Linked DNA regions of Mus musculus: region 1 is linked to region 2. Evidence: chromatin loops called from intact Hi-C (ENCODE). Cell type or tissue: heart. All regions are shown on one strand. Links, peaks and the distances in the headings refer to the core of each region. The heading gives the core; the rest is flanking DNA.

Evidence for each region. A loop is a pair of places that touch in the nucleus more often than their neighbours do. Peaks named below come from ENCODE experiments on the same cell type or tissue, not always from the same donor. Only the 100,000 strongest peaks of a DNase experiment are listed, where the experiment ranks them.
Region 1: a loop joins it to region 2, with 1.9 times the contacts of the local background. A loop is called at or near these places in 2 of 42 quality-filtered maps.

What each region holds. Positions count from the first base shown.
Region 1 is chr2:173,333,601-173,348,882 of GRCm38, reverse strand. Gm36911 (a long non-coding RNA gene) reads right to left here and starts at 2,074. Exons shown (of 4, transcript XR_375364.3): 1 at 1,874-2,074. In heart, for the core only: a CTCF peak has its summit at 9,401 (motif pointing right); DNase peaks (open chromatin) are centred at 8,656, 10,012 and 11,032; H3K4me3 peaks cover 856 bases; H3K27ac peaks cover 2,023 bases.
Region 2 is chr2:173,447,770-173,463,051 of GRCm38, reverse strand. No RefSeq gene overlaps it. Among named protein-coding and RNA genes, the nearest start is that of Gm14642, 61 kb to the right of the region's middle. In heart, for the core only: CTCF peaks have their summits at 6,728 (motif pointing right) and 9,165 (motif pointing right); a DNase peak (open chromatin) is centred at 10,761.

The sequences.
Region 1 (15,282 bases), core at 6,692-11,691, 110 kb after region 2:
GCACACGTGCACACACATGTATATACACACACACACAGTTAAGTCCACTCTTCCCTTACAGCAGACCACTGCCCTGGGACAGCACTCTGGGACCCCATCCTGCAGATATTCAGGCAAAAGCCTGCAAGTAATGTGGCTTGCCTTTTTGCCTCTTTCCTTCTTCCTTCCTTTCTTCCTTTCTTTCTTTCTTTCTTTCTTTCTTCCTTCCTTCCTTCCTTCTTTTCTTTCTTCCTTTCCTTCCTTTCTTCCTTCCTTCCTTTCTTTCTTTCTTTCTTCCTTCCTTCTTTTCTTTCTTCCCTTCCTTCCTTTCTTCCTTCCTTCCTTTCTTTCTTTCTTCCTTCTTCCTTCCTTCCTCCCTCTTTCTTTCTTTCTTTCTTTCTTTCTTTCTTTCTTTCTCTCTCTCTTCCTTCCTTCCTTTCCTCCCTCCCTCCCTTCTCTCTCTTCCTCTTCCTCTCTCTCTCTCTCTTTCTTCCTTCCTTCCTTTCTTTCTTTCTTTCTTTCTTTCTTTCTTTCTTTCTTTCTCTCAGCCTTTGAGGGTCATTCTGTTGTTTAAAAAATAGAAGGGAGCTTTCTCCCCTTTCCCTCTTGCATCAGCTGGGCCATGACTCTGAGGCTGTCTCCTCTCCACAGCCTTTTCTTTGGCTGCTCCCTGAAGCTCCCACAGACCCTACCACCCTGGAGATCACTGCTCAGCTTTAGAGACGCCTTGTGTTGGGATGTAATGGACTCTGGCCTCTATCTAGTTCTGTTGGGGTTCACAGAAGTTTGATGTATACCTATTGTCTGCCAGAGAATCAAAGCTGCCAACACTTCCCCAGCACCAGGCACAACTGCATATGTTTCTCCTCACAACAACCTTGGTGGGTGCCCACAAGCTGTCACCCACCTGAATGCAAAGGGATACCAAGGTACAAAGAGGGGCAGAGGCATCCACGGTCACTAGGGTCCTTGTGGAAGAGATGAGATTCAATTGCATTTCTCTGCCTAAGCCAGGATCCTACTCTCCCTGACAGACTGGGATGGACCCAAGCAGAAGCCATAATCTCAAAGTGACCTAGAGCAGCAAGTGACACCCCTTCCCAGGGCATGAATAATGACTCACCCTCCCCCACCAAACTCCAGGAACCCTGTCCAAAGCAGACCTGTATGGTCTTCACATCAGGGCTCCGCCCAAGCGACCTGCTGAGGGCCACCATTCAGAGCCCACCCAGTCTGCAGGCAGATTTCATTCTTCCATAAAAGGAGGTCCGTTTGCCAAGGGAACCTTCCAATCAGAAGTAGTAAGCGATTTGCTGTAACTCAAACTCGGATGTGGATGGCAAGCCCTAGCTCACGACTATTTTGAGCCCAGGAAAGCCCACAAGTGTGTCTATTCTGAGACAGTGACACAAAAAGATACAGTTAGGAAACTGTGGAGACTTGAGAATTTAGAGTCACTCCCACACTAGCGCTCACCCGCAAGAGCCTCCAGGCTGGCTCTGCGCTTCGAAGCCGTGTTCTGCCCCATTGGCACCTGGGGCAGGTGGCTTTCCCTACTGGCTAGTGCTCCCATGGAGAGACCTGGGGTACTGATGGATACCTGGAGATGCAGGTGTCCCTGGAAATGGGTGGGGTCCAGAATGAGGGGGCCAGGAGAAGGGGATGGGAAGGAAATAGAAAGGTAACAGGAAGGGACTGAGATGAGATCTTCTCTTAAAACAAGCACCTCAATGGTCACTTAACGCCATATTGCCCAGGGCCAGGTCTGAGCTAAATCCTGGGCTTATTTAATCAGCCCCCAAAAGACATCTTATTAGAATTCTTCCCCAATGCTTATAAATTCAGACAGAGGGGCTGGAGCGATGGATGGCTCCGCAGTTAAGAGCCATCTTACCTGTTTTCCAGTTCCATGTTCAGTTTCCAGCATCCACAACAGGTCGCTCATAACTGCCTTTAACTCCAGCTCCAGGGGATCTGACACCTTCTTCTGGCCCCCACCAGCACCCTCACACATGCATATGCAGACAAATAATTAAAGAGGAAAATCTGGGGACTTTCTAAAGCCACCAAGCAGAGCGACGGTCACTGCTTCCAAGTCTGCCTCTCGCCTGGGAGGTCATAGGTCCTGGAACCTGGGAAGCTGATGGTATTTGGAAAATGCATCTGCACGTGGTCCTCCTGGGTAACCTGGGACAATTATCTTTATGGGAGACATGGAAAAATGTAGGAAGATGGAGGTGGGACCTGGAGCCTTCCTTGCTTGGATGCAGAAGGAAGAAGCAGATTCCAGTGTGTTCCCAGCCCTTAGAACACCTCAGTTTGGGTCCCAGTCCCTGGAACTATGGCAAATGCTACCCCTCTGCTATTCTAAGACACTCAATATGGGCCACCTCTCAACCGCAGTAAACCCTCCTCTGCAGACAGCAGTCTAGGGATAAAGATGAGAGAGCTGGCTTCAGGACCAAGTGGTCCCACCGGGGTTGGCTTGTCTTGGTTCTCTGAGAGCTGTGTCATATCCCTGGAACAACTGTCTTGGGGGTGTCATGGGGCCAGTCTGGCACTAACAGGGCCAGGTACTAGGACAAACTATGGACAAGGGCACTGTAGAGCTAGACTCCTTGGCCACCAGTTGATTCAGCCCCTTGACTCCCATGTCTGTCTGGTTGCTAGCATTCAAGGAGGTCATTTTTGCTCATTTCCCTAAAATCCAACACTTCCCCCAACCCACACCCACAGCCACAGGCGGAGAGAGGAAAGACACTTGTGGGATTTACCAGGAGCCTGGAACCATCTTTGAAAGTATTCTCGTCAGGCCGTGGTGGCTCATGGCCTTTATCCCAGTACTCAAGAGGCAGGGGGAGGCAGTTCTCTGTGAGTTCAAAGCCAGCTTGACCTGCAAAGCATGTTCCAGGATAGCCAGGGCTACACAGAGAGACCCTATCTTAGAAAACCAAAACCAAACTAAACCAAACAAACAAAAAAGTAGAAAAGAAAAGAAAAGAAAAGAAAAGAAAAGAGAGAGAAAGACAGAAAAGAAAAAAAGACAAAAGAAGGAAGGAAGGAAGGAAAAAGAAAGAAAGGAAAGAAAAAGAAAGAAAGAAAGAAAGAAAGAAAGAAAGAAAGAAAGAAAGAAAGAAAGAAAGCAAGCAAGCAAGCAAGCTCAAGTGTTTGTGGGGTGGGGTATATCCCTCAGCTCCATTTCCATACATGGCTACAGTCTACGGAGTCACTTTATAAGAGTCCAACCCCAAAACACAGTATCTTGTGTGTCACCTGCATCAGATGTCCCTCAGGGGAACACCTAAAATCCCATGTCCAACCAAGAGACAGCACAGTGTCCACAGGGACTGGGGACAGAGAGCAGCCTGGTTCCCCTGTTTTGTGCAGACTGCATCCTGTGGTGCATGTAGACACCGAGTCACCACCCCAAAAGCTCACAATCACCCAGATCCATCTGCCCAGAGGCAGGACTTGAGCCACAAGGGCTGGTATGGCCCACTGCCCCCAGCCACACCTCAGATACCACAGTCACTTGGCTCTTAACACAGAGAGTAAAGTGTCTCCATTTTGAATTAGGTGGCTCAATAGATGTCTGTTGTTGTTGTTTTTGTTTTTGTTGTTTTTCGAGACAGGTTTTCTCTGTGTAACCCTGGCTATCCTGGAACTTACTCTATACCAGGCTGGCCTTGAATTCCGCCTGCCTCTGCCTCCCAAGTGCTGGGATCAAAGGCGTGCGCCACCACTGCCCTGCTAGTAGATGTCTTAGTTAGAGTTCCTACTGCTTTGAGGAGACACCATGACCAAAAGCAACTTGGAGAAGGAAGAGTTTATTTGGCTTGTGGTCCCTCGTTGCTGTTCATCATGGAAAGAAGTCAGAACAGGGACTCAAACAGGAACCTGGGTGGATGCAGGAGCTGATGCAGACAGAGGCCATGGAGAGGTGCTGCTTACTGGCTTGCGCCTCATAGCGTCTTACAGAATCCAGGACCACCAACCCAGGTGGACACTAAAGCACAGACCTACAATAAGCTGAGCCCTCTTCCGTCGATCATTAATTAAGAAAATCCCCCAAAGGCTCGCCCAGTTTCATAGAGGCATTTTCTCAATTGTGGCTTTCCTCTCTCCTCCAGTGACTATGGCTTATGTCAAATCAACATAAAGTTGTCCTGCAAACCTGATGATGTGAGTTCAATACCTGGGACCCACATTGCTGTCCCCCAGGTTGTCATCTGACCTCCACACATGCTCCATGAGCCATGGCAGAAGCATATAAACACATGTATTAAGTAAATATTTAAAAAGAAAAAAAAATGGAGCCTGAAAGAATGCTTAGTGGTTAAGAGCACTTGCTGCTCCTGCAGAGGAGCTAGGATTGGTTTCTGGCACCTGTAAGTCAGCTCACAACTGTCTGCAACTCCAGTTCCAGGGATCCAAAGCCCTCTGGTGGACTCTGCAGGTACTGCATACACGTGGTGCACATACATCCTGGATCTATGCAGGAAAGACTAAGAGAGCCAAGGTTTCTCCCCCAGAAGAACCCAGCTACTTGCGGGATTTCTTGCCACGAGGGAAAATGAACCCCTTCTTTCTGGGACCCTTTTGGATCAGTACTCAGCTTGCAGGAGAGTCTTCCTAAGCACTATGGTTCCGTTCCACAGCGAGTGGAGGACCATGCTGAGGGAGGGGTCGCTCACAGAGGCATCGTTTGCTATAGTGCACATGTTCCAGAGACGGAGAGCTTTCTCAAGGTCTGTGGCTGTCTGTGGGCCTGATGTGCACTTGCTGGGGCACAAAAATCATAGACCAGGACACTAAAGCACAGAGACGCTAAGCCACCTACCCAGAGTCACAGAGCCAAAGGTACACAGGCAAGCTGCCCATGTAGATATTCCCCCAAGCTCCTGGGCCCATACAGTTAACCACTGTTGGGCTGCACTAAGCCTGGGTTCCCACCACAGCCCTGCTTCCTCCAAAAGGTCTCACAGTCTTCTGAAGACATGGTTGGCCTACAGCAAGCAGCCCCGCAGCCTTGCCAAGTGTTCATCTTTCTTGGATGTTCCCATGGGAGAAGGGGGGAGCTTAAACTGGCTCATGTTACGCCTGCCAGTGGTAGCTTCCCAAATAACTGACAAAGGGCTGACATTTTGTGTGCTAGCAGGGACTCACAAGTGTCTCTCTTTAGCTTATGACAAAGACAATCAAGTTGTATCCCCAGGCCCTGTGTCATCTGGCCCTTCCCTGAGCCTCACATGGCCAACACAAATCCTCTTGCTCCACACAAAGGCTACATCCTCAAAGTCTCCGGCACCACATCCTACCCCACACCCGGTAGCTTGTCAGTCTTGGCATTGTATAACTCTTCATGAGACAAGCTTCACACACACACACACACACACACACACACACACACACACACACACAGATGTCTTCAACTTTGTCAGTAGTTGCATCCAGGGCTACAGATAGGCTCCAGCCCAAGAAGGATCAATAGATATTTACAAATGAAGGAACAGACCCTCTGCACGCGGCGCTGGCTGTCCCTGCCACAGCAGTTGTGACTCTGTGGGGCCTGAGCCTGTGCTACCTGAGCCAAGGCCATCCTTGTGGGCAGGCCTCAGAGGCAACTTCCCAGAAACCATGGTTATGTGGCTCCAGCAGGCAAGAGGGGATCTGCTGGGCCGGGTGCCTGAGCTCGCAGCCTTCCACGGGTGTCATTTCCTGCCAGCCGCTGGTGGGGATTCGCGCTATTCCAAAGCAGTTCTGAAGTCCCCTCCCATGGGACACTGTTGTTCAGACTCTGCAAAGCCTGCGCTGGGGGAGCAGGTTTCTGGGGCCCATCCTGAAGTCAGCAGAGCGAGCAGCTCCAGCCTGAGGAGAGCTGGCAGCGCAGGCTCCCCTTGCTGAGCAAACGCAGCGCAGAGTAGGCTGGCGCCTCCATTTCCAAAGTGTTTGGCTGGAAATAGGAGAGGCAGAGCCACGCTGATACCAAGCAAAGCTGAGAGGCTGGCAAGTTCCCTCCCTCTTTGGGGTTCGCAGGGAGCCACCGCTTTCAGCCTCAAGTCCTGTAAAGGCACTTTGCCAGTCTGGCTCGCTTGGGCCCAGTGGGACACCATAACCCACAGGCTCCTCCTCCTCCTCAGACAGGACAATGAGAGTTCCCACCTCACCAGTTATTACCAGGGTAATGTGGCCAGCCTCAAGTCAGGGCTCTCTTGTCCCCTCCCTTGAACAAAGGCTAGGCTGGACTCTAATACCAACAAGCTCTTCTCTCTTTCTCTCCTCTCTTTTCTCTCCCCTCCCCACACCTCAGTCTTTCCTCTCTTCTCTCTCCCCCCCTCCCTCTCCTCTTCCTCTTCCTCCTCCTCCTCCTCCTCCTTCCTCTCTCTCTCTCTCCCTCAACCCCCAGTTCTGTTCAAGTCTGCCCGTCTCACTGGTTCTAGGGCTGTGGGATACTCCTAGTCACCTTGGCCTAGGTCAGGATTCAGAAGGAGATATGACACCTTACCAGATATGACACCTCTGAACCAGGACCTTAAAGGGCACAGTGGTGGCACGCATATTTTGGTCGTAACCAACATCTTTCTTTGTTGTTGTTGTTGTTGCTGCTGCTGTTTTGATACAGGGTTTCTTTAGCTCTGGCTGACCTGGAACTCACTCTGTAGACCAGGCTGGCCTTGAACTCAGAAATCCGACTGTCTCTGCCTCCCAAGTGCTGGGATTAAAGGTGTGCGCCACCACTGCCCGACCAACATCTCTCTAATTGGACTTGAGTCACTGATTGGACTCACTCAGCAGCAGGGTAATCATGCCTGGTTACTCGGAACCTAGTCTACTCTCCAGGGAGGGTGAAGCGTGGATTCCGGAGACGCTACAGGCACCACTTTTACTAGCATAACCCCCAACTACACTCGATAGAACTGTCCTTACACCCACACATGAGTGACGTCCTCACCCTCAAGAAAACGTCTCTTTGAAACAGCTGGACACCATTACAGAAAAACATAACTGGTCAAAAGGCAGAGCTGTGGGGCCCAGTCCTGACGAGTACATCAACAGTGCGGGCGGCCCCGGCACCCAAAGCTCCAGGAACTCTGCAGAAGAGACTGGGGAGACTTAAGAGCCAGGGGAACAGAAAGTTTGCTGCAAGATTCTGTCTCCTAGGAATGCCAGAGGCTACACCCACAGTCTCATCACCATGGCTGCCTAACCATGAGTGGAACAAGGGCAGTAACAATAAACCTGCTAACATGAACTAGGCCATGAGGGTAAGGCATCAGGAGGCCTCAACCCTAGACAAAGAACCACAGGCACCCGAGGAGTACCAAGCAGAGCGGGAGAAATCGTCTTCTCCAGCGAGGAGCAAGCACAGCAACTGGTAATTCAATGCCAACTGCTCAACCCTGAACATACACATACGGGACTTTATAGAAACCGGGCGGGTTGTATTATGCGTTTATATTCATGCATGTAATAACATTTAAATAAATGTAACAACATAAGTGTAACAACAATTAAAGAAACAGATGCCATGAATTTGAAAGAGAGCTTTGGGGGAGTGGGGGATGTGAGCTGGTATGGAGGGAGTAAAGAAAAAAAGAGAAATGATCTATGTTATAACCTCAAAGCATTTTTAAAAATATATTTATTTTGGGCAATAGAGCTCATGCCTATAGTCCCAGTGATAGAGAAGAGCAGTGTTCTAGTTGGTTTTCTGTCAACTTGTCACAAGCTAGAGCCTTCAGGGACAGAGGGCTAGCGCCTCAATTGAGAAAATGTCTCCATAAGATCCAATTGTGAGGCATTTTCTTAATTAGTTTTCAATGGGAAGGGCCCAGCCCTTTGCGGGTCGTTCCCCCCCTGGGCTGGTGGTCTTGGGTTCCCAGGCTGAGCAAGCCAGTAAGCACCAACCATGGCCTCTGCAGCAGCTCCTACCTCCTCCAGGCTCCTTTTCCTGTCCTGACTTCCCTTTATGATGAACACAAGTGTCTACCGAATAAACCCTTTCCTCCCTCCCTCACTTGCTCTCTGGTCATAGTGTTTTGTCGCAGCAATAGAAACCCTAAACAGTCAGGCAGGCAGGCAGGCAGGCAAATCCCTGAATTTCACTGATCAGCAAGTTTAACCAAACAGGCAAGCCCCAGGTGCCAGTGAGAGACCCTTCCTCAAAAAATAACCTTGTGTAACTCCCCTTTAGTCTTCTAAAATAATCTGACCCTTCTCTAATGCCGCCCTTGCCACTCCCCCACCCCCGGCAGCCAGAGCTCATCTTCAAGAGTAACCTGAGGCACAGAGAGGTGAGGAACTGGCTACAGGGCACACAGCTTAAAAAAACAAGGAATGGAGCTGCACTCTCCTACACTGGCCCGTGAGTGACAGCAGAACCTTCTCCACTTCCAGCCGAGAGAGAAATAAAACAAGACACTCGGTGAGATGCCAGCCAGGGCCCGTCCCTTGCTCCCTCTCCACTCCCAGCCCGCCGATTCTGAAAGCTAATTAGGAGTTTAATGGTCCCAGTTGCGCAGTCACGCGTTCTGACAGCGGTGCGGCTGGAAGAAGATGAAGCCCCCGTCCCAAGCAACCTTGTTTTTATTGACTTGTAAGCAGCTAAATTGTCTGGGAAAAGTCAGCGCACCAGCCAGTGCCTCTGGGGCCCCCTGCGAGGCGGTGATAGGCCCACAACTGGGACCTCTGCGGCGTCTGCTCACGAATGCAAAGTAAATGAATCCCCCGAGCTGGGAGCCTCGCCAGGGGCTGCTGGGCCGGCTGCAGCCTGGAAATCCAAATCCATCTGAATGCTCGCCCTGTCTAGACAAGGAGCCCGGCGGCCCAAGACAGTAAACGGCCGCTCTGTTCTATTGAGGCCGGTTAGAATTCTGTCTTCTGTTCTTCAAGGCTTCTAGTGGCACTGCCCTTATCAGAGAGGCAGGGTGGCTGCTACCCACGTCTGCTATCGTGTTCTGGGCTCTAAAGGTCTAGGGTTACATCCCCAGCTCTCCCCTGACAAATCTTTGGGCCTCAGTTTCCCTATCTGGGAAATGGTTATGATATTGGTTATGATATACTGAGCTCACAGGGTCCGACAGAAAAAGAGAGAGAGAGGGAGGGAGAGAGAGAGGGAGAGAGAGAGAGAGAGAGAGAGAGAGAGAGAGAGAGAGAGAGAGAGAGAGATACTGTGCCAGACCATACTGTATCCTCAAATCAAAGTGTTTGTAAGAGCCACTTACAGGATGTTTGGCCTGGTGTCGAGCACCCAGGTGCAGTGTGACAAGTGTCCTTCCTTGGAGGAAGATCGAATGCTCAGAGAAGCTGGGAAAAGAGACATACATCATGGAGATGCCATGGAAAGGCAGAGACTGGAGGCAGGGACTCAAGTCTGGACCTGCCCAGTCACCTGCAGCCAGCAAGCCCCCAAGGACACTCCCTTGAGCCTCCAGAGGGCAGCGCCTTCCCAACATCTGGATTTCACAGGTACAGCTGGCCTCCAGGACATCCCTACTAATGAAGCCTCCTGGGGGAGTTGTAGTGGCTCAGCTGAAGCTAGTGAACAGGAGCCAGAACCACAGCACAACCTTCCTGATAAGATGGATATCCATGGAGAATTTCTACCTCCGTATATCCCACAGGCCTCTCCGTCAAACAGACATCTGTCCCAAAGGCCTGAGGATCTGAGCTGTCTTGCTGGGACTCAGTAAATCCTGGGGTCAGTCTGTACTTGAATGCCTGGTGTGCACTCCAGAGGGTCCCCAAGTCCACTCTGGCTTCCTCGCCCGTTGCAATACTGTTTCTCCCAGGCAAGCCCTCACCAGGCCCCAGGGATGGCTGGGCAGGAGGGAGCAGTCCAGAGGTCTGAGCCTGAGGTGGGGTGCAAATTCTGCTATCAGGAATTCCTGGGGAGTTCAACCACAGGGCAGAGAGCATAAGGGCCTCTCTGGCCTCAGCTACAAGTTGGCTAGAGGGGAGGCTTGTCTTTCAGTGATGTGTTCATAAATCCGACCACAGCAACAGCCTTCCAGGGTTCTCTGGGGTCATTTGCTTCTCTGATGTCACGCTTTTGGCTGGGTCTCAGGTCTGAACTGGCCTCCAGGCACAAAGGAAGAAAACAGCTCTTTCTGAGCAGCCTGACAGAGCCCGTTGCATGAATAAAAATCCATTCCTAGGGCGGGGACACCTCGGGAAACCTTGATGCTCTGGAGAGCTGTGACAGAGGTCTCTGGTTTTGATGTAGCATCCCTGGGCCAACACACAGAGAACTCTGCCCAGGCCTCTTACATTGTACAGGAGTCATCCATTGTCCATGTAAATCACACAAGCCAAACGAGCGGTGCCACACATCTGTAATCCTAGCACTAGGGAGGTAGAGGGAGGGGGGCATGAGTTCAAGGCCATCCTCAGCTACATAGCAAGTTTGAAGCCAGCCTGGGCTACATGAGACCTTGTCTCAGAACAACAACAGTGAGATTCAAAATAACAGAAATACATAGGGGAACATTGGGAGTTTGTTTGTTTGAGATGCATTTTATTTGTGTGTATGCGGTGGTTTAAATGAGAGTGATCTACTTGGTCCCCAGTTGGTGGCTATTTGAGGAAGATATGGAGGTGTGGCCTTGTTGGAGGAGGTATGTCACAGGTCTTTGAGGTTTTAAAAATACCTGCACCATTTTTACTTCTTCTTCTTCTTCTTCTTCTTCTTCTTCTTCTTCTTCTTCTTCTTCTTCTTCTTCTTCTCTCTCTCTCTCTCTCTCTCTCTCTCTCTCTCTCTCTCTCTCTCTCTGGCTTGCATTTAGATAAATGAGCTTTCAAATGTCTTTGCTTTACTATCATGAACCCTAACCCTCTGGAACCACAAAGCCCAACTAAAGTTATGTTTCAAGTTAAGATTGCTATGCTTAAGAGATCTATAAAACAAAAATGCCTCTAGCCTATAAGTCCCACTTGCCCAAAGCCAAATAACTTCCTGAGGTTCTGGAATGCTTTTGCTCATGCACACTAACAAGCCATGTGCTTTCACTTCTCTAAACAAGGTTGGTTGCCCCGACGGCACAGGCTGCGCTTGACCACACGGAAGTGGGAGTTATGTAGGCAGGAAGTGCACCAGGATGCATGCTTGCGGCAAACTGGACCAAGGCAGGAAGTATGTAGTCTTGAGGGTGTTGCCTGTAGAAACACAGAACTAACAGAATTCACAGCTATTTTTGGGGAATCCTGGGTTTGGGCCTGGCCAATGTCCATCATTCTGGCCAGTTTTTAATAAAATTACTTCAAAATTGGCTCAAAAATCCTAATAGTGGTCTTATTCTCGACCAGTGGGATTAAAAGTGACCTCAGTCACAGGGCTTTATCGCAGCGATAGAAAGTAACCAATGCAGATGTATGCGCGTGTTTTGCCTGCGTTCGTGTCTATGTACTATGTGCATGCCTGCTGCCCAGAGGTCAACAGAGGGAGTCTGATCCCCTGCAAGTGAAGGGACGAATGGTTGTGAGTCACTGTGAGGGTGCTGAGAACCAAACCTGGGTTCTCTGAAAGAGCAGCAAGTGCTCTTTACTGCTGAGCCGTCTCTCCAGCTGTTCCGGTGGGGACTTTTCATGGTATCAGTGTTCTCAGAGCACGGTGGAGTGCTCCCAAGATGTCACATTCAGGCCTTGTTCACACTACAAGCTACACCCACAGGCATATCATGAGGTTCAGCAGCCATGTTTGGCCCTAAGAGGAAGAAGTCTGGCTGTCAAGAGTCATGATTTAATCCGGGCCTAGTGGTGTAAATCTGTAATCTGAACACTTAGGAGGCTGAGACAGGAGGACTGGCCAGAGTCTGAGAACAGCTTGGGTCACACAGTATATTTTGAAGGATAATGAAGTGCATAGTTTCTGGAAGTTTCTGAAGTGTATAGTTTCTGGTTTGTTCAGCTTCTTCAATTGTTCCTTTGCCTGAGTTACATATGTAGTTACTAAATTTCCCAGACTCTGGGGTTAAGGGACAATAGACTGGGAACTTTGGAGTGAGGAGTGTTGGTGCATGGGGTAGGTGGAGCCCCTATGGCCCCTGCCCAGCCTGAAGCCCTGTTCCTGTCCTGTCTGGCTGTGCCAATACCACTTCTGTGTACATACACACACACACATGCACACACACAGCACACACACACAGCCTGCACACACACACAGCATGCACACACACACAGCATGCACACACACACACACAGCATACACATACACACAGCCTGCACACACACACACACACACACAGCCTGCATACACACACAGCATACACATACACACACCCTACACACACACACACACACACACAGCCTGCATATACACACACACAGCATGCACGCACAGCATGCACCTGCACATACTCACACAGCCTTCACACACTCACACAGCCTGCACACACACACAGCCTGCACACACACACAGCCTGCACACATATATACACACACAGTCTACGCACACACACACAGCCTGCACACACGTGCATACACACACATAGCCTCCATACACACACACACCATATACACACATACACACACACACACAACCTGCACACACACCCTGCACCCTGGCCGTGATGGAGATTGTCACATCCTTCCAGAGTCAGAATCTTGGAAAGTGTTATTTAGCAATGACTTGAGACTGGAGACCCACTTGTGCAGAGACGGGGGCACTTTCCCAAGCTGTCTGCAGGACGGAACAATAAAAAGTTGTTCCTGAATCCCAGGCCTGAGGATCTCACTCAGCCTCCGGTTTCCTTCCTCTGTCGCTCAGCTCCTACCTCCTTCACCACACCGGAGGCTCTGCAGCCAGACAGCCTGCTTGTCTTCCTGCCAGCTGGCAGAGACGTCTGGACCCCGGTCACTCCACTCACGGGACTGTTCTCTGGCCCAGAGAAAGAGACAAACAGGGCAGCCAGCTGTACTCAGCTCCTTTCTCTCTTCCCACTCCCCCACCCCCCCCCACCGCTACCACGGACAGGCAGGGTGAGAAGGCAGAGACCAGAAAACCCAGTGTTCTGAGGACTGATGTCTAAGGTGCTCTGGAGAGCTTCTGGAAAACACTTTTGTGAGTGACAGCTTGCAGCTACCCTCTCACCCTGGTCAGAACGCCTCCAGCCCCCCCCCCCCCGGTGGCTCCATAACACCCCACTGTCCCAGTGCCCTTGGGTGCAGCGGTGACCTGGCTACCAGCCTTCTGAAAAGGCAAGTGCTGTGAGGAGAAGCAGGCTAGGGACACATCACCATGCCCCTTCCTGCGTCCCTTGCCCAGCGTCACCTGGTCCAGGAGGCCTCTCTTTACCGGCCTTTTTTCTTTCCCATGCATAAAAAGCAGGAGGCTTTTTCTCATCACCTTGCAACCTCCCTCCCACACATAGCAAAGTGGCATCCCTGGATGTGAGATTGTGGAACCCAAAAGTTAACACACGGTAGCATCTGCACCTGCCTCTGCCTTGATCTCCAGCCTCCGCCTCCCTGAACCAGGGTTCTGAGAAGTTCACTGGAACATGAAGGACAGGGCATGGCCTAAAAAGACAGCCGCCAGCTGTTCCTCTCACTGTAGGTCTGACAGACACACTCTGGGGAACCCGCATCTCCCATATGGCTGTGGAAATGGGAAAACATCTTTAGAAATCAAAAGTACACTTCCCAGGAGAAATGGAGGCTCCTTCATGGGGTTCTGGCCCAGAAAAGAACTTTCTGGAAAGCAGGGAAGCTGCTGTGTTTGTTATCCTCCGGGAGAGCATTTCCAGCCGGGTGTGAATCTTCCTGCAGTCGCCCTGAGGTGGCAGACACCCCCTGCTCTGCTCCAGCTGCCTATGCAGCAATTCATTTGTTTACCAAATGTCTGAAACGTCTAGACAGGTTTTGGGGGTCAGACACTGAAGTCCCCCCGGCGGCGGCTTCTGCAGGAACTGAGTGGAAAGCTAGGCGCTGCTGTCTGGAGCTCCTGGCTTACCCGTGTGTTAATTCCCTGCCCTTTTTATCAGCTGACAGCTTCCCGCAGATAAAGCGGATTTCATTTAAGCTTTTGCTCACCAGGCAAGATGAATATCCCAAATTCCAGGCTTCTCCCCAGGGGTAGGAAAAGAAGGGGATGTTTTGGAAACATTGTGGATCCACAGAAGTCATCAGAGCTCTGGATACCAAATGAGGCAGGCACCCCTGAAGGGAATGGGGGGTGTGGGAGAAAATGGCCCTGTCCCGGTGAGGGTCAAACGCACATACAACAGTCGTGGTTTTGAAGAAGAGGTCTGGCTGGCTTCTGAAGTCAAGACCAGAGGGAACAGGCAGGCGACAGACCCTGTGGATTAATCACGAAATTGTCACCTTTTAACTGCGTACAGGGAAGCAGGTCTCCTTTCTCTGTACCCCAGTCGCATCAACAAGTATCCAAGACCAAGGGCAAACATCTCTGGGAAGACCCCAATTGTTCTGCTGTCACAGGGGAGGTGTCTGTGTGCTGTCCTTTCTCGGGTCTGGGAGACCAGAAGCAATGGAAAATCCTTGCACTGAGACAGGGGATGTACAAGTCTGAGTTAGAGACACAGGGTGGGGCTACCAGTCTCCCAGAGCCTCTGCGCAGGGGTAAAAGATAAGCTGAAATAGGATGGGACAGAATAGAATCTGGCTGTGAGGCAAATGCTTGCCCCATAGGAATGGCCTGCTGTGGCTACCAGCACAGGGTCAGGCCAAACTAGGACCCTGACTTGTGTCTTGCTTATTTCTTACTTAGTGGGTGGGTCTCAGACAAGCAGCACAAACCTGTGAGGCTGGGCTGGGCTGGGCTGGGCTGGGCCTCTCTGGCAGGATACTGAGCCATTTGCACCTCTAGCTATCTCCACAGAGGAGTCTGAATTCCAGTGGCCTGGGATTCCGGCTCTACACCAAGTCCAGGCAGGCAATGGATAGTGGAATCTGGTGACAGAGATTGGCCATGCACATGGTCTGTGGGTCATTGTGCTGGGTAGTAAGTATCTTTGTAGCTCAGCACAAGTGAGATTATCTGAGAAGATGCAACCAGTATTAAGAAAATGCCTCCATAAAACTGGCCTGTAGGCTAGCCTATGGGACATTTCTCTCTCTCTCTCTCTCTCTCTCTCTCTCTCTCTCTCTCTCTCTCTCTCTCATTCTCTCTCTCTCTCATTCTCTCTCTCTTTCGCTCTCTCTCCCTCTCTCTTCCTCCCTCCCTCCCTCCTTCCCTCCTTCCTTTCTTTCTTTTTTTTACTGGTTATCTTATTAATTTACATTTCAAATGTTATCCCACTTCCTGGTTTCCCCTCTGCAACCCCCCTATCCCATCCCCCCTACCCC
Region 2 (15,282 bases), core at 6,159-11,158:
TTCCACAATTCTCACACATGCACATCACCTGCTTTGTTCGTTCACATTGACCTCGGATCACCTTGTCTTGCTACTCACTACTTCCTGCTGCTCCTCACTACTTCCTGGTGCTCCCCACTACTTCCTGGTGCTCCTTGCTACTTCCCGCTTCTCCCTGCTACTTCCTGTTGCTCCCCTTCCTCCCCCCAATGGCTGACCCTCTGTTCTACTGTATTTTCAGTCTAGATTTCACACTTGCTGTCTTGGTGTTTCTGAGACTATCATCTCATTTCATGCAACTCAACAACCTTCAGTTTTATTCTGCATAGTTTCATTTTTCATGATAGCTGAATTACAATCCTCAAGGACATGTTACATCTCTTTTATCCACTCTCTTGTTGGTGGGCATCCAGGCCACTTCTCTCTGTACCTTGATTAAAATGACAAGAACCACAGGAAAGATGGCTGTGTGGGCATCTCCGTGGACTGTTGACTGGGAGACCTTTAGGTATATGATCAAATAGTACAGCTGGATTATATGGTGTTTAGCTTTTGTTTGTTTGTTTTGTTTTTTTGAGACAGGAGTTCTTTGTATGGCCCTGACTGTCCTGGAACTCACTCTGTAGACCGAGCTGGCCTCAGACTCACAGAGATCCACCTGTCTCTGCCTCTTGAATCCTGGGATTAAAGGCGAGCCACCATCAATTGGCTTATTTAGTTTTTGATAAAGTTGTAAGCTGGTTTCACATTAGCTGCACTAGCTTAGATTCCCATCAACAGTGTGGAAGGACTTTGTTCTAGTGTTTGCTTGTTTTACTTTTTTGTTTTCGTTGTTGTCTTCTGATAAATACCGGTACCAAAAACAGCTTCAGGGAGAAAGGTTTATTGACTCACCATTCCAGGTTTCTGTTCATTGCTGAGGTAAAGTCAAGGCAGGAACTCAAGCTAGTTCCCTCACATCCACAGTTCAGAGCAGAGAGAAACAAATGGACAGATCCTTTCTTGCTTGCTTGCTGTGCCTTACCAAGTTTTCTCCACTCATACAGTTCAGGGTATCCTGCATAGAGAATAGTGCCGCCCATAGTAGGCTGGGTATTCCCACATTAACAATCAAGAGAATCCCCACAGACACATCCACAGTTCAGCCTGATCTACAGCTACTCATTTGAGACTCTGTCCTACGGGAATCTAGCGTTTGTTGAGTTATTAGTTAAAGCTAATCCGTGCTGGCTCTTTACTGCCTACATCCTCATGGGCATTTCCTGTTAGTTTTCTTGATGGTAGCCTTTCTCACTAGAATGGGATGGAATTTCAGTATAGTTCTAATTCCTCTTTCCTTGATGGCTTAGATATACTTGTCATATGCTCATTGACAATGTACACTTCTTTGTTTTTGAGACAGAGTTTCTCTACATAGCTCTGGCTGTCCTAGAACTTGATGTATAGATCAAGCTGGCCTTGAACTCACACAATGATCCACTAAACTCTGCCTACTGAGATCTGGGATTAAAAGTGTGTGCCACCACAACTGGCTCTGCACTGCCTCTCCTCCTCAGCTTGCTCTTCCTTCTCCTTCTCTTCCTCCTCCTCCTTCTTTGAGAAATATTATGTTCAATTAATTGGCTCATTTGTTTATTAGATGATCCAAGTTATTTTGGGGGGTTGTTTAATGCTTTGAGTTTCTTGTATATTCTGGATGCTAATTATCTGTCAGATGTGTAGCTGGCAAAGACTTTGTGCTACCCACTAAGATGGCCTTTCACTCTGGTAATATTCTGGATGCTAATTATCTATCAGATGTAAGGCTGGCAAAGACTTTGTGCTACCCACTAAGATGGCTCTTCACTCTGGTAATTATTTCCTTTGCTGTGCAAAATCTTTTAATTTGATGCAATTAAACTAAACTTTGTTAGCTAATGTTTGCTGTTGGGGTCTTTTAAGGACAGCCCTTGCCTTCCCTGCATTGTGAGGTGTTTTCCTCATGTTTTAGGGTTCCAGGTCTCCCCTTTGCAGACACACCAGGTTCCCAGCATTTTGAACAGGCTGCTTTCTCTCCAGTGCATATTTTGACAGCTCCACTGAAAACCAGGAGACTGTATCTGAATGGCTTCCTTCCTGGGTCTTCTAGTCTACTTACCTAGCCTATGCTTTGTTGGGCTGTAATTTTTGTTACTATGGCTTTGTAGTATAATTTGAAATCAGGCACTGAGGTACCCACGGCCTTGCCCTTTCTATTTAGGATCCTTTTCGCTGTTTGGATGTCTCGTGCTTCCATGTGAATTTTAGGATTTTTGTTTTCTGTTTCTGTCAAGAACAGCACTGGCATTTCTGTGAGGGTTGCGTGAACAGGTGACATCTTTCCACTCTGTAGGATGTTCCTCCATTTGTTTCTTCAGTGACGGAAAGTTTTTGTTGCAGAGGAATTTCATTAGGTGTTTTATTTCTATTAGACTTCTGTGAGTGATATTTTTAAAATCTTGTTTCATTCTTGGTCAGTTGGTATACAGAGAAGTTACTGGCTTTTTGTATCTTGATTTTGTACCCTGCTACTTTGTTGAAAGAATGCATGAGAGCTGAATGGTTTCTGATGGAGTCCTTGAGGCCTGTTAGGTACAAGGTTGTGACGTCTGTGGGTCCAGGCGATTTTACTTTTTGTTTTGTTTTGTTTTCTTTCTATTCGTGTTCCTTTTATTTCTTTATCTTGCCTTATTGCTTTGACTAAGTCTTCAAGCACTATACTGAATAACAGGAGAGAGTGGAAACCCGTGTTTGTTACTGACTTTAGAAACCTGAGTGCTTTCCATGTGAAGTACATGCTTGTCTTAAATAGCTTTTATCATGTTGAAGGAGTTTCTTTCTTTCTAGTTTCTTCATGGATTTTTATCATGAAGGGCTGTTGAACTTTGTCAAAGGCCTTTTCTGCATTTATTAAGATGATCATGCAATTTTTTGTAGTCTTGATTGATTTATGTATATGAAAGCATCCTTACATACTGAGAAGGAAACCAACTTGATTCTGAAATATGATTCTTTTTAATATACTGTTGAATTTGGCTTGTAATTTTTGTATATATGACATTTTGCATGCCCTCAAATTCTGGGTGGATTGTATTTCCATTTGATTCTAAAATTTTTTTAATTTAATTTTCTGAGTTGTTACTGAATGATTTCATCATTTATTAGTTTATTATTCATTTTTCATGTGTTAGCATATTTTATTTAATTTTGCTTGAATTTTATTGAGAAATTTTGCGTCTGTGTTCATCAGGTGTTTGGGGCTCAGTGGGAAAGCCTGGCAAGTCACTTGATGTCTGGATGAGGTCATACGTGGCTCCCTGTCACTTGCAGGGCGAATGTTGGTACTCATGACCAGGATGAGGGCATTAGGAATTCTTTCCTTCCAGCCAAGGATGTTACATGGGACATGGAGAGCCAAGTGATCTTGGTGGCTTGTCTGCGGAGGGCATCCTGGTTATCACGCAGACACCCTGGCATGCAGCTTGAGGCTGCCCCAAAGGCGGAATGTATGCCGAGCGTGCGGTACCCCTCTGCTGCTCTTTGGGGGGGGGTGCTCAGTTCTGTTTATCATGACAGCTGTACAAGTATTTCATCGCATCCTCCCTCAGCCCACTACATCAGTTCTGGGAATTTTGCAGCCCACATGTTTGGCTAATGACCACAAATTCTTAATAACAACATTCAGGAGCCTTGGGCAGAAGGCAGTGAGCCCTGTACTGCTGTGGTGGGAGTCTGGGAGGCCATATCTTCCCAGGATTGCCTCTAGGGTCCCAGGGTTGGCTGTGTTTCTAATCCTGAATCTTGGCAGGGTTTTGGGGGTATCAGGCTCAGAGCACCTTATTTGATCGCCCCAGAATCTTCCTTCAGGTTGGTGCAGTGCAGGGCCTGGAGAGGCAGACACGTGCCGAGGTTAATCGGTCTTCTTGGCCCCGTGCTGGGGTCCACCTGCCGTCCGGGCAGATCAAGTGTCTGCCTTCTAATCTGGCTTCTCTGTCCTGGGAAGGATGAGCCATTCTGGCAGTGTCCCCGAGCTGAGAGCAGCTTCTTACTGACCCCATGGAGCAAAGCCTAGAGGAGCCATTTAGCTGTAGCTTACTGAAATCCCATCCACCCGGGTTACTTCACACAGCCAGGCCTTGGGTGGGTGGGCACGCTGGGCCCAGATGTCAATCACGTCCCCGGGGTCCAGGTGGCTCTCACTCTGCTTCATCATCTTTATCGTATTGACTTTTCTCCCTTCCGTGTGTTGCCTCATGATTTCATGGTCATGGCCTCAGCGCCAGGCATCGAGTTCAGGGTATGAAGGGTAAGAAAGACTGTGCTCACAGTACGATTTACTTAGAAAGGGGAAAAACGGTTTTTTCCCCCAGAAAAGCTACTGTCAAGCTTCACCTGAGAATTATATGGCTGTTTTATGCTGCAAAAGAGGCCGGGAAAGTGAGAGTCAGATGCAGACAGGCTTCAGTGTATCACGAGGAACATCTGAGCCTTTGCTGCCCAAATGCTGCCTGAGGTTTCTTCTCAGGGAGGAAGAAGACTGGGGACTGGGCAGGAAACTGACCAGGTGTTGTCCCCAGCACTGACTCTCCACAGTAGGGAGTGAGATTTAGTGTTCGAGAGAAGCCATTAGTGCACACATGCTGCAGTCTCTCAGGAAGTCAGCTCCACACGATGTGCACACTGGATGCCTCCGGGTTTAATATCTTTCTCTGTCCGATCCTCACTGGGTATGATGCACGCACTGTCAGCGAACTGTCCCCACTGTCTTTGTTGTTGCCCACAGGAGGAAAAACACACACTTAGGACTAGCATGCGCTTGATTAAATGCATGCAAGCGACAGAACAAGAATCAGTTTGAATCTCAAGCCTAGGCCATGAACCCTGGATCTAGCTTCCAGAGAAGTCTGGCCAGGAAATTCAGTCTCCTATGATCTGAAAAGGGCACAGAGTGGCTGCTTGGGATGCCATCGCTTGCCATGCGCAATGTCTGCTCTTACACCGTGGTGACAGGCTTGGCACCTTCTGGGATTTGTAGCTCTAGGTCTGCTTTCCACAAACATGTGAGACATAGTAGAGAAACCGTGTCTTACCTCACTGCTGGATCTCTGTGTTGGATCGAGTTTTGTCAACTTGACACAGGTAGGATCAGCTGAGAAGGCCCTCAACTGAGAAAATTCCTCTGTCAGATTGGCCCGTGGGCCATTTTCTCTGTTGTGTGATATGTTATGATTTATGGGGGAGGGTCCAGCCCACAATGAGCAGGTCACTCTCGGGCAGGTGGTCCTGGGTTGTATAAAAAAAGCTTGAACAAGCCGTGATGAGCACGCCAGCTCGCGCCTTTCTCCACACCGTCTGCTTCAGCTCCTGACAGGACTTCCCTTCACGGTGGGATGTACGCTGTAGGAGAGAACAACCCCTTGGTGTTTTAACACAGCAATAGAAAGCAAACCAGAGCAGTTACCCAATCTCAAACCTGCCCCGAACCTGAGAACCTGAGGTTGCCCGAAGATTGCATGTGCTGGCTTGCAACTGAGCTGTGCCATCTCGGGCAATTCTGGTGACGAGCAAAGCGGCAAGGGCATTTGAAGTGTGTCACAAAGTGTAGTGACTTGGAAGGGAGCCTGGAGGGACAGCTGGAAACCAAACCAGGGAGTAAGGACTCAGCTTTGCAATGGGTTGTCTGGATGGAGCAATTCACCCTGACCACAAGGGAGAAGCACTTAGGAGGTTCTGCCCTGGCCTGCATTTTCTTTTCTTCATGGGCTCCCATGGTTCCCCACCCCACCCCCACCCCCAGAGTTCTCATAGCTGGGAAAGGAGAGAATGGAGTAGAGGCTCTGTGCAGATTCAAAGCAGGAATTCACCTGGAGGAAGTGGCCCTTGGTCTGGATGCATCAAGGCCAAGTTCAGGAGTGCGTACCCAGCGACTGAAGTCACCTAGTGTGTGGCAGGCACAGCCCGAGGTGCAGGGGCCAAGGAGGACGTGAAACAGCCCTAAAGGGAGACAGCTTGGTTGGGAGTGAAGGGAGCACCTTCAGAGTAGACTCAATGCATTCAGGCTGATGGGAGCTAGGGACATTTGAGGGAGACCTTGACCATGGTGGTGTTTGTCATGACCATGTCTCACTCTAAGCAGCCACCTCCTGAGCTGATATAAAAAGATTGATCACACTGGTGTGTGTGTGTGTGTGTGTGTGTGAGAGAGAGAGAGAGAGAGAGAGAGAGAGAGAGAGAGAGAGAGTTAGTTGAGTCTGGTGGTCATCTTGATTGTCAACTTTATGGGACATAAAGTCACCATGGACATACGCTTTGCTACATCTATGAGGAAGCTTCCAGAAGGTAAAGAGAAGAGATTTACCCTAAATGTGGGTGGCATCACTCCATGGGGTGAGGTACCAGATGAAATAAAAAGGGGAAATCCAGCCAAGCCCCAGTATTCCTCTCTCCCTGCTTCTAGACTACAGATGCAACCTGACCAGCTGATTCTAGCTCCTGACACCCCGACTTCTCTGCCGTCATGGACTGTGTACCCTCAAACCAAAATAGCCCTCTCCTTCAGGTGACTTCAGCCAGATTTATCATCACAGTAGTGAGAAAATTAGTAGAGAAGGAGACTTTAGTTTGAGGCAAATCTAAGTTCAATCTAACCCTGCAAATTAATGTTTTAATTACGTGTATTTGTCTGTGTCTTGAGTGTGGATTCACGCACATGAGTGCAGTGTCTATGGAGGCCACAGGAGGGCGCCAGATCTTTTTGGAGCTGTGATGCAAACTCGAGTCCTCTGCGGGAGCAGTAAGTGCTCTTAATCTGGGCCATCTCTCCAGCCTCAGCTGCACTAGCTTTGCGATTATGTAACCGGTTATTTTAAGTTCACATCAGGACTTACTACTTACTTTATTTACCTCAGCTTATTCTATGAGCAAATTGTACAAACCAATAAAAAACACTGCAGTCTTAGGGCTGAACCTCCAGATCTCTTATAACCTAGGCGGTGAAGAGCCAGATGCAGAATACCCACTGATGAAGTGCCTGAGCCCCAGTCCTGCAGCAGCCACATCAGGCTTCGAGAGAAGGACAGGTCCCCGCCCTTGTGTGGCTGTGTGGAGAGAGGTGATGATGGGGCAGGGGTGGGGGGTGTCTGCAGCCGTAAGCCGGTCAGTTTCACAGAGGAGACTGGCGAGGGATGAACACTGTTTATTCTGTAGGAAGCAGCCAGAGGGCTAGCCTGGGCAGGAGCAGCAGGCTAGAAATTGGTCACCGAGTAGTTCTGACCGTAACAGACTCATCCGGGCTTAGAGATGTTGGTGGAACTGTTCAAGGGACACAGTAGTCAGATCCAAATCCAGGGGAAAATAGGGAGGGAAACACAGCTGAATTCAACGAAGCAAAACCCCAAACGCCATCAACAACAAAAGAGGGTGAACGGGAGCTCCGATGAGATATCGAGGTGCATCGGATGGAAGGCAGAGTCCTCTGCTCTGACTCTCAGAGAAAAGGTCCAGTGCTAACTCTCCATCAGGGACACACCCCAGAGCAAGAGGCGACAGAGGGTGAGCGGGGCGGTGAAGAAGAACACAGGCAGAACAGATATGCGCTTCTCTCAGTGAGCAGGATGCAGGATGAACATAAGCCACCGTCGAAATGTGCATTCAACCTTTGTCAAACCCACAAACCGTCAAGACGACATGGTGGCTGTGAACTTGGCCCTCTAACTATTTCTTGCAGGAGAAGGGCTCTAATGTGACGCTTCTTTGAAGCCACAGTGATAGCTGACAGCCTTTGATGTTCCTCTCAGACTTCACAGATCGAATAAGCAGGTGGTGTAATAAATGTCACTTAGTAAGGATGAATGCAAACACTTCAGAGGAGATGCCCCCATCCCTCGGTCCATAGGACGGCTTCTGCACGGAGCTTCATGCTTGGTTTGAGAGTGGGATACAACAAGCTACAACAAGCGGAAAACCTCCCTCGGAGGGGCTGAAACCAGGAGTTAAAGAAAAAGAGAAACCACACAATTTAAAATGGAGCTGGAGAGCTGGCTCAATGATGAGAGCACTGGCTGGTCTTACAGACGATCAGAGTTCAGTTCCCAGCACCCACATGGAGGCTCACAACTGCCTGTCAATCCAGTTCCAGGGAAGTCTAATGCCCTCTTCTGGCCTCTTTGGGCACTGCACTCTTGTGTACACACCCACATACAGACACACATTCATATCTATAAATGGATGCCCCCTCCAAGGGGCCTGTTTCAAAGCGCTCAGTGAGTCCTTCACCTCCAGTGTACCTTTTGGGATGCTACCCCCTCATCTTCATGCCAACCATTGTGAGCCAGGGCAACTGAGGTAGAAGCCCCTAGTTCTCTATGAGAATAGACATCTTTCTCCTGAGGCCAGATTGGACCCGTGATGCCACCAACTCACCTTGAATCTCAGATTTCTCGGAAAGAACAACAGGTGGGCTTAAACATGGATCAAGAAAGGAAACCATCAAAACTGGCCACAGCTGCTCGCGAGCCACATCTCCACCCCAGTCTCCCCGGAGCTGGTGGGCAGCAGCTTCCCTGGGAGCGGTGTGTGTTTGAATCCATCTAAGCTTTCTGAGTCACTGTTGGGATGGAGAGGAGGAAGGAATGACCCTCTGGGGAGCCCACAGTGGCAATTACTCCAGCCAGGGAGGATATGGTCACGGACTTCAGAGAGAAAGTCACAGGGCAGATTCTCTGCTAACGATGCCAGTATGGGTTGGTTAGGAAATGTCCCCCACGGCTTGTGTGTCTGAATGTTCGGTCCCCAAATGCTGAAGCCTCTCTAGGAAGCCTGTGGAAACCTTAGAGGGTGCAGCCTCACTGGAGAATGTGAACCACTTGGGGTCTGCACTGAGGGTCATAGGCCAGATATACTTCCTGTATGGCCTCTGCTTCCAGTTCCTCTAAGACGTGAGACAGAAGTCACAGCTGAGAGCTACGCAGTGTGTCAAAATAAACCTCTCTTCAAGTCCCTTATTGTTGCTGCTTGGCCACTGCGATGCAGGAAGAAACTAACACAGATGCTTCATGGAGGAACCCAGATCGTCACCCTTATGGTGTCTGTGTCTGTGGGCCTCACAGTACAAGATGGTCTGCACACACCAGAGTGCACCTTCACAGATGCGCTCCCTCAAGGCTACCTCCAGAGGGCGCTCTGCTCCACATCTCAGCCAGCACCGTTTTCCAGAGGCTGCACCCCCAGGCTGCTGAGTTCAGCTGCCAGGGACACCACTCTAGGCTACTCAGTAAAGCTGTATGTGTATTTCACCTATGCCGGGGACATCACCTTCAATACAGTGTGCATCATCTGGCTCTCACCTATGACGGTGCAGTGACTGTGTGAATTTTACCACAATTTAATTAACCTTTGTCTAATCGCTGGGTAGTTGCAGTAGGCAGTTTTAAAACAAATTCTCCTCAACAAGTTTTAGATCAAGGAGATAGCAAAACATTACATTTTAGCTTATTTGGGGTATCAATTTATGGCAACAGCAACATTTTAGAAGCAGCCAAAGCCACATTCAGAGGGAAAGCCGTGTCTTTAAATGTTCTGCATTGCGTGTGAAAAAGAACACACCAATCAGAGCATCTGGTAAGTCAAACAATGAATATCCAAACGGAGCAACGTAACGGATCAGGTGATAAGTGGCTGCATTGTCAGGGATTAAAACAAAACAGTCACTAAGGGAAATAGTCAAGTTGGAGGCAAAGAGTTGGGTATTTCAGGAGACAGAGGCAGTTGGATCTCTGAGCTCAAGGCCAGTCTGGTGGGTATCTGAATGTATGCACGGCCCTAATTTGCCAAAGATCTACATTAACATGTCCATGATTTGAGTCTCACTTTACAATGAGTTTGAACTAGTCTTCATACATTTCATTTCTTAAATTTCATTTGAGCTATATCAGACCCCCAACTAAATCTCTGCACCTACCCCATAGGCCTTGGCTCTCACACAAGCCCACACTGGGCCACACGAGGTCACAAAGGCTGTGGTTTCTTTCTCTGGTGTCACCTCCAGGACACGCAGATTTCTGCTGGCTGGCCCTGACCTGTGAAGGTTTACGAAAGCTCAAGGCTTGTATATAGTTTCCCCTGGGTTTTGGTACCAGAAATGAATGTGTTTTCAACACTAAACTTGGCCAGAATTAGACTTGTTGCCTGGGCCTTGCAACTTTTACTAAAATGGACTTGAGCTTACGTCCAGAGACTAAAGACAGAGCAATTCTCTGCTGCGGGATAAGAATGAAGACAAGCCACAGGCAAAGCCTCAAGCTTGATGGTCACCACACACACATTGAATCTCAGCACTTGAGAAGCGGAGGCAGGAGGATTACAAGTTCAAGGGTGGCCTTGGCTACGCAGGAAGATCTTGTCATGATAAAAAAGAAAACCTTTAAAAGGCAAAGTTAAATTTTAATCCGTGTCTATGTTCAAGATACTGTCGTTTCTGCATAATAGAATTATTGGCACGATGTTTTACAAGTGTGCATTTCATCCTTAACTGCGTATTTGAGTTTAGCTGTTTGCACTTCGTTGTGTGTGAGCCTTGGGTGTATTTGACTAAGTTTTCAATTTTAGAAATGTATAACCATACCCACGTCACTCCAGTTCCAGGAACTGCTTGTGTGTGAGAAAGCTGCTTCCTTCCCCCTTTCTTTCATCTTTAAGAGGGAGGACGGGGTGGGTGGCTGAAGACATGGCTTCACGGTTCAGAGCGGGCGCATCTATAAACTCAGGGTGACTCATGCCCGTGCTGTGCGGTAAACTGTGTTGATTTTTAACCACTGTAGCCATGGTGCTCCACGAGTCCACTCCAGAAACCGATCCCAAATATTTTCCTTATGCATCACATGATGCAAGCCAGCATTAAGCGCGACCTCAGCCTCTCGCTTCATTTTCCACAGAATCTAGATTACTCAACAGGAATAAAAACTCTCCTGTCTCGATGGAAATGAATTTCCTCTTTTAGCCGCAAGTCTCCCTCGAAGGAGTGGGTGACTCAAAACTACTTATGTCATGAGTTCAGGTCCTTAGTGTGTGAGCTGCAGTTTCTTTGTCAATTTAGTTCAAATATACTTGAGATGCTTATGGGGGACCTGGGAGAGGGCTCAGGGGGTAACGGTGCTTGCCAGACGACCATGAGGACCTGGGCACAGATTTCTCAACATTGGAGTAAAAAGCTGGGTTTGCCTGTAACCCTAACACCGTGTGGGGAGGAGACAATGGGGATTGAATCACGGAGCCTGGACAGTAGTCCAGCCAGGCCAGCCAGGAAAATGGCTGGCTCCAAGTTCAATGAGAGCCTTTGTCTCGAGGGAATAAGGTAGGGAGTGACAGAGGAAGATGCCAGATGCTTTCTTCTGGCCTCCTCATGCACACACAAACACACACACACACACACACACGCACACAGCACGCATGCACACACACACACAACATACACACGCCACAAGAATAAATAGAAAGTGTATAGAGCAGCGACCAACCCAAAGCTAAAGCAAAGTTGAGCTGAGCTGCCCACAGTAACTCCATTTTGTCTGAGTGCCTGTTACACTCACCCAGCTGCTCTCTCCAGCCCCAGGGAGCGCATCCTGATCATGGCTATGAGGCAGCTCACCAGCTTAAATGAACGGCTCATGTTGGCCTTGTATTTATGGTGGCCACTACTCTCCTCATGTGGGCATAAGAAAGTAAATTCGAAATTTTAGACCATCAATTGATCTTGGAGATTTCCAGAAACCTTCTAAATTTTATGGCCCATGGCCTCTGCTGGCTTACTTAAAAGATTTCCTACTTATTTTTGAAAAAAAATCTTTTAAAACCTTTTCTTTAAATTTGTAACAAAAATTTTAAAGCTGGCACGATAAAGACTCACCTCTCCCATCGTCTAAGACTATTCCCTTTCTGGGCAGGGATCCCCCACGCTCCTGCTAGCCGCACTGGGAAGCTGGTTTAGTGCCATTGCTAACACTTTCAACGGGACGAATGTTTCTGGCTTTAGTTGACTTCCCCCCCCCCCCCGGGACGGTTGGGAGGGAATTTATTTGGGAGTTCTCAGTATACTGGGTGGATGTGGATGTCTGTGCTGTTCACCGTGTGTCTTTAACTCAATGAATAAGAGAGGAACTTCATTTTTCTTTTCCCTAATAATACAAAACTGCCTTCCTTGTGTACGCTGTGGTCCTGGGTTTCCATCCCTGATCTGCGTTTCCATCAACACTTTGTTACACCCACAGAACTCCTCTATTGTGCATTTAAAACTTTGCCCGCACTCACTGTCAGGTCCTAAAGAAACAAGCCTAGCTCAGAGCCTGTGGTTCCTCCCAGAAGTTTCCATCCTGCCCCCTCCCTTCTCTAGCCCAGAGGCTAAGCTTCCCTCCCCTCCCCTCCCCTCCCCTCCCCTCCCCTCCCCTCTCCTCCCCTTCCCTTCCCTCAGCTCCTCTGATTCCCATAAAACTCAGCCATCTTGGCTGTACACTCTCTTGGTTCTCAGGTGCTCCCTTGGTCTCTTGGCTCCTCTCTTGGCCCTGGCAGGCTCTTTCTTGGCCCCTTGGTTCTCCTCTCCCTCTTGGCTCTTCTCTTCCTTTCTTGCCACCCTCCACTGCCCCCATCCCCATCATGACCATGATCCGGTTCGGCCTGGACCCTTCCAGATGCCTCTGGCTGTTCTTTCCCTCATAACTCCTCAGCTTGCCTAGGATTGGTCATGTTCCCGTTTCCAATCGCTGTTTAAGTGCTCTGTTGTTGTTGTTGTTGCTTAACCTACACCAGACAAGAAACAACTGAAGGGGGAAAGGGTTTGCTCTGATGTGCTTGTTTGAATGAGAATGGCTCCCTGCAGCTCATACAGTTGAATACTTGGTCTACAGTTGGTAGATCTGTTTGGTAAGGATTAGGAGGTGTGATCTTGTTGGAGGAGACATGTCACTAGGAACAGGCTTTGAGATTTTAAAAGACTTCCCATCATCCTCAGTCTCTCTGTCCCTGTCCCTGTCCCTGTGTCTGAGTCTGTCCCTGTGTCTGTGTCTGTATCTGTCCCTGTCCCATCCCTGTCCCTGTCTCCGTCTCTCTGCCTCCCCTTTGCAGATCAAGATGTGAGCTCCCATTGGAAGCACCTACTATGCTGGCCACTTGCTGCCACACTGTCTGCTGCGATAGATTATTAACCCTCTGAAACCATACCCCTAAGTAAGTGCCAATTTCTTCTATCTGCTTTGGTTACGGTGTCTTTTCACAGCAATAGAAAAGTAACTGCTTTCTGGAGGAATGTGCCCAGATTTGGAATTTTGGACTAGGTAAGCAGTCAAATGTTGTAAGCGAAGCTGAGAAAACAGTAGTGCTGAGAACCACGTGGACTACAGAGGCCTCACTCAGGAGGCTTCTGAGGGGAGTGATAGCACCTGGGCTAGAGACTTTGATGATATTTTTATGAAGTACCTGGAGAGAAAAACTCCTGAGAGAGACCTGAATATGTTAAATGGAGTCTTTATTAACGGCTGTCTGGTGGGACGGTCCCAAGCAGATTAGTGGGAAGCAGCCTCTCCAGTTGGTTCCAGATTTTAAGGGCAAACCCCGCAGTTGGGGAGCTTACAGAAAGGCAGCTGTGGACATCTGTAGCAAGCAAGCTTTGCTTACAGAGCAGAGAGACAGCAATTAAACGGCCAGACAGTTAACCTTTAGCTCAGGGTCACAGGGAATTTAGGGCTGGTCCAGAGGCCCATTTTATCCAAGATAGTTTTAGCACTTAAGAATACTTTCATAAGATAGCATAACTACAGTTCAGCAGTATACTGCAATAGCTTGGCAAAGAACGTGGCTTCTTCTTATCCTTGTCCTGAGAATCTGCCTGAGTCTGAATTGACCCGTGAGGGGATTTCAGAAGAGCCTGATAGTGACTCTGCTGCAGGATTATCAGTGATCATCATCGTGCTGGTTCACACAGAAAAGAGCAAGTGGGGTAAAAGAAGTTGAAAAAGTACAGTTTGAAGAGTAAAAAGTCTGACTCAAAATGGAAAATGGGAGTGGCCCCCTCAGAGCAAGGCCCCGCCCAGCTCAGCTCAGCCTCGAACTGGCAAAAAGAAAACTCTGGAACCTTCTGCTCCCAGACAACAAGGCAGGAAAGGTTTCCACAAATGTGACTCCAGGGCCCAGGCTCCATCTCAAACTGTGGTCAGAGTTGGCAGGGTCCTGTGCGTAGCCCGGGCTTTAAAGGGTCCGTGAATGAAGAAGTTGTGTGGTCATCCTTTGTGGTTTAGGAGAGCCCCTGAGGACAGGCTGTGGCCCCTGTAGCAGGGGACTCCCTTCATGGAGGCACAGAGAAGCCACTGCATGACGCTGTGAAAGTAAAACCTGGGTTGCATTGGTGGCCCTGAGACATTGAGATGTCAGTCAGAGCTGTGGCATGTTTGCCAGGGGAAGCTGCACACGGGGCGGGGAGCCAGCGTGAGAAAGAAGTGTGTGCAGTTAGCAAAGCTGGAAGGCAGAGCCCTCTAAGCCCTTTGACATTAGACAGGGAGGTACAAGATTTGGAGTTTGTTCTGCTGGGTTTTGGTCTTGGGTCAGTCCAGCCTTTTCTCTCTCTACCTCTCTCCTCCCTTTTGGAATAGTAATGAACGCTCTGTAACATTGAGTGTTGAAAGTCTATGATTTGCTTTTGGGAGTCTCAGAAGAGGCGTTGGACTCTGAAACAGTGTTGAGACTCTGAAGGACTATGGGGGTTTTGAGGTTGAACTGAATGCATTTTACATTATGACTACAAACATATGGGGGCAAGAAGTGGAATGCGATGGTTTGCATGGGACCCCCACTCCAAGGCTCATATGTTTGAATACTTGTTTCCCGCTAGGTGGAACTGTTTGGGAAGGATGAGGGGTGTGTCGCTGGAGGTAGGCTTTGGCACTTCACATATAATTCCCAGCCCTTTTCCTCTCTTTCCTGCCTCTTGTGGATTCAGACTGAGCTCTTGGCTGCTTTTCCTCTGCTAGCATGAACTTGAGCCCTCTGAAAGCATTAGCCCATCACTGTCTTTCATAAGTTGCCTGGTCTGTGGTGCTCTTTCACAGCAGTGGAAAAAAAAATAACCAAGACTTCTGCCTTATGATTTGTGAATATCACTCTGTCAAAATGGGGATGGCATAGAGGCAAGCGTGGGAAGCTGGCTGGACACATTGCATCTGTAAGAAGCAGAGAGCCAACAGGAAGTGGGTCTGGGCTCTGAACCTTCAAAGCCAACCTAAGAGATCCAATTCCTCCCGCAAG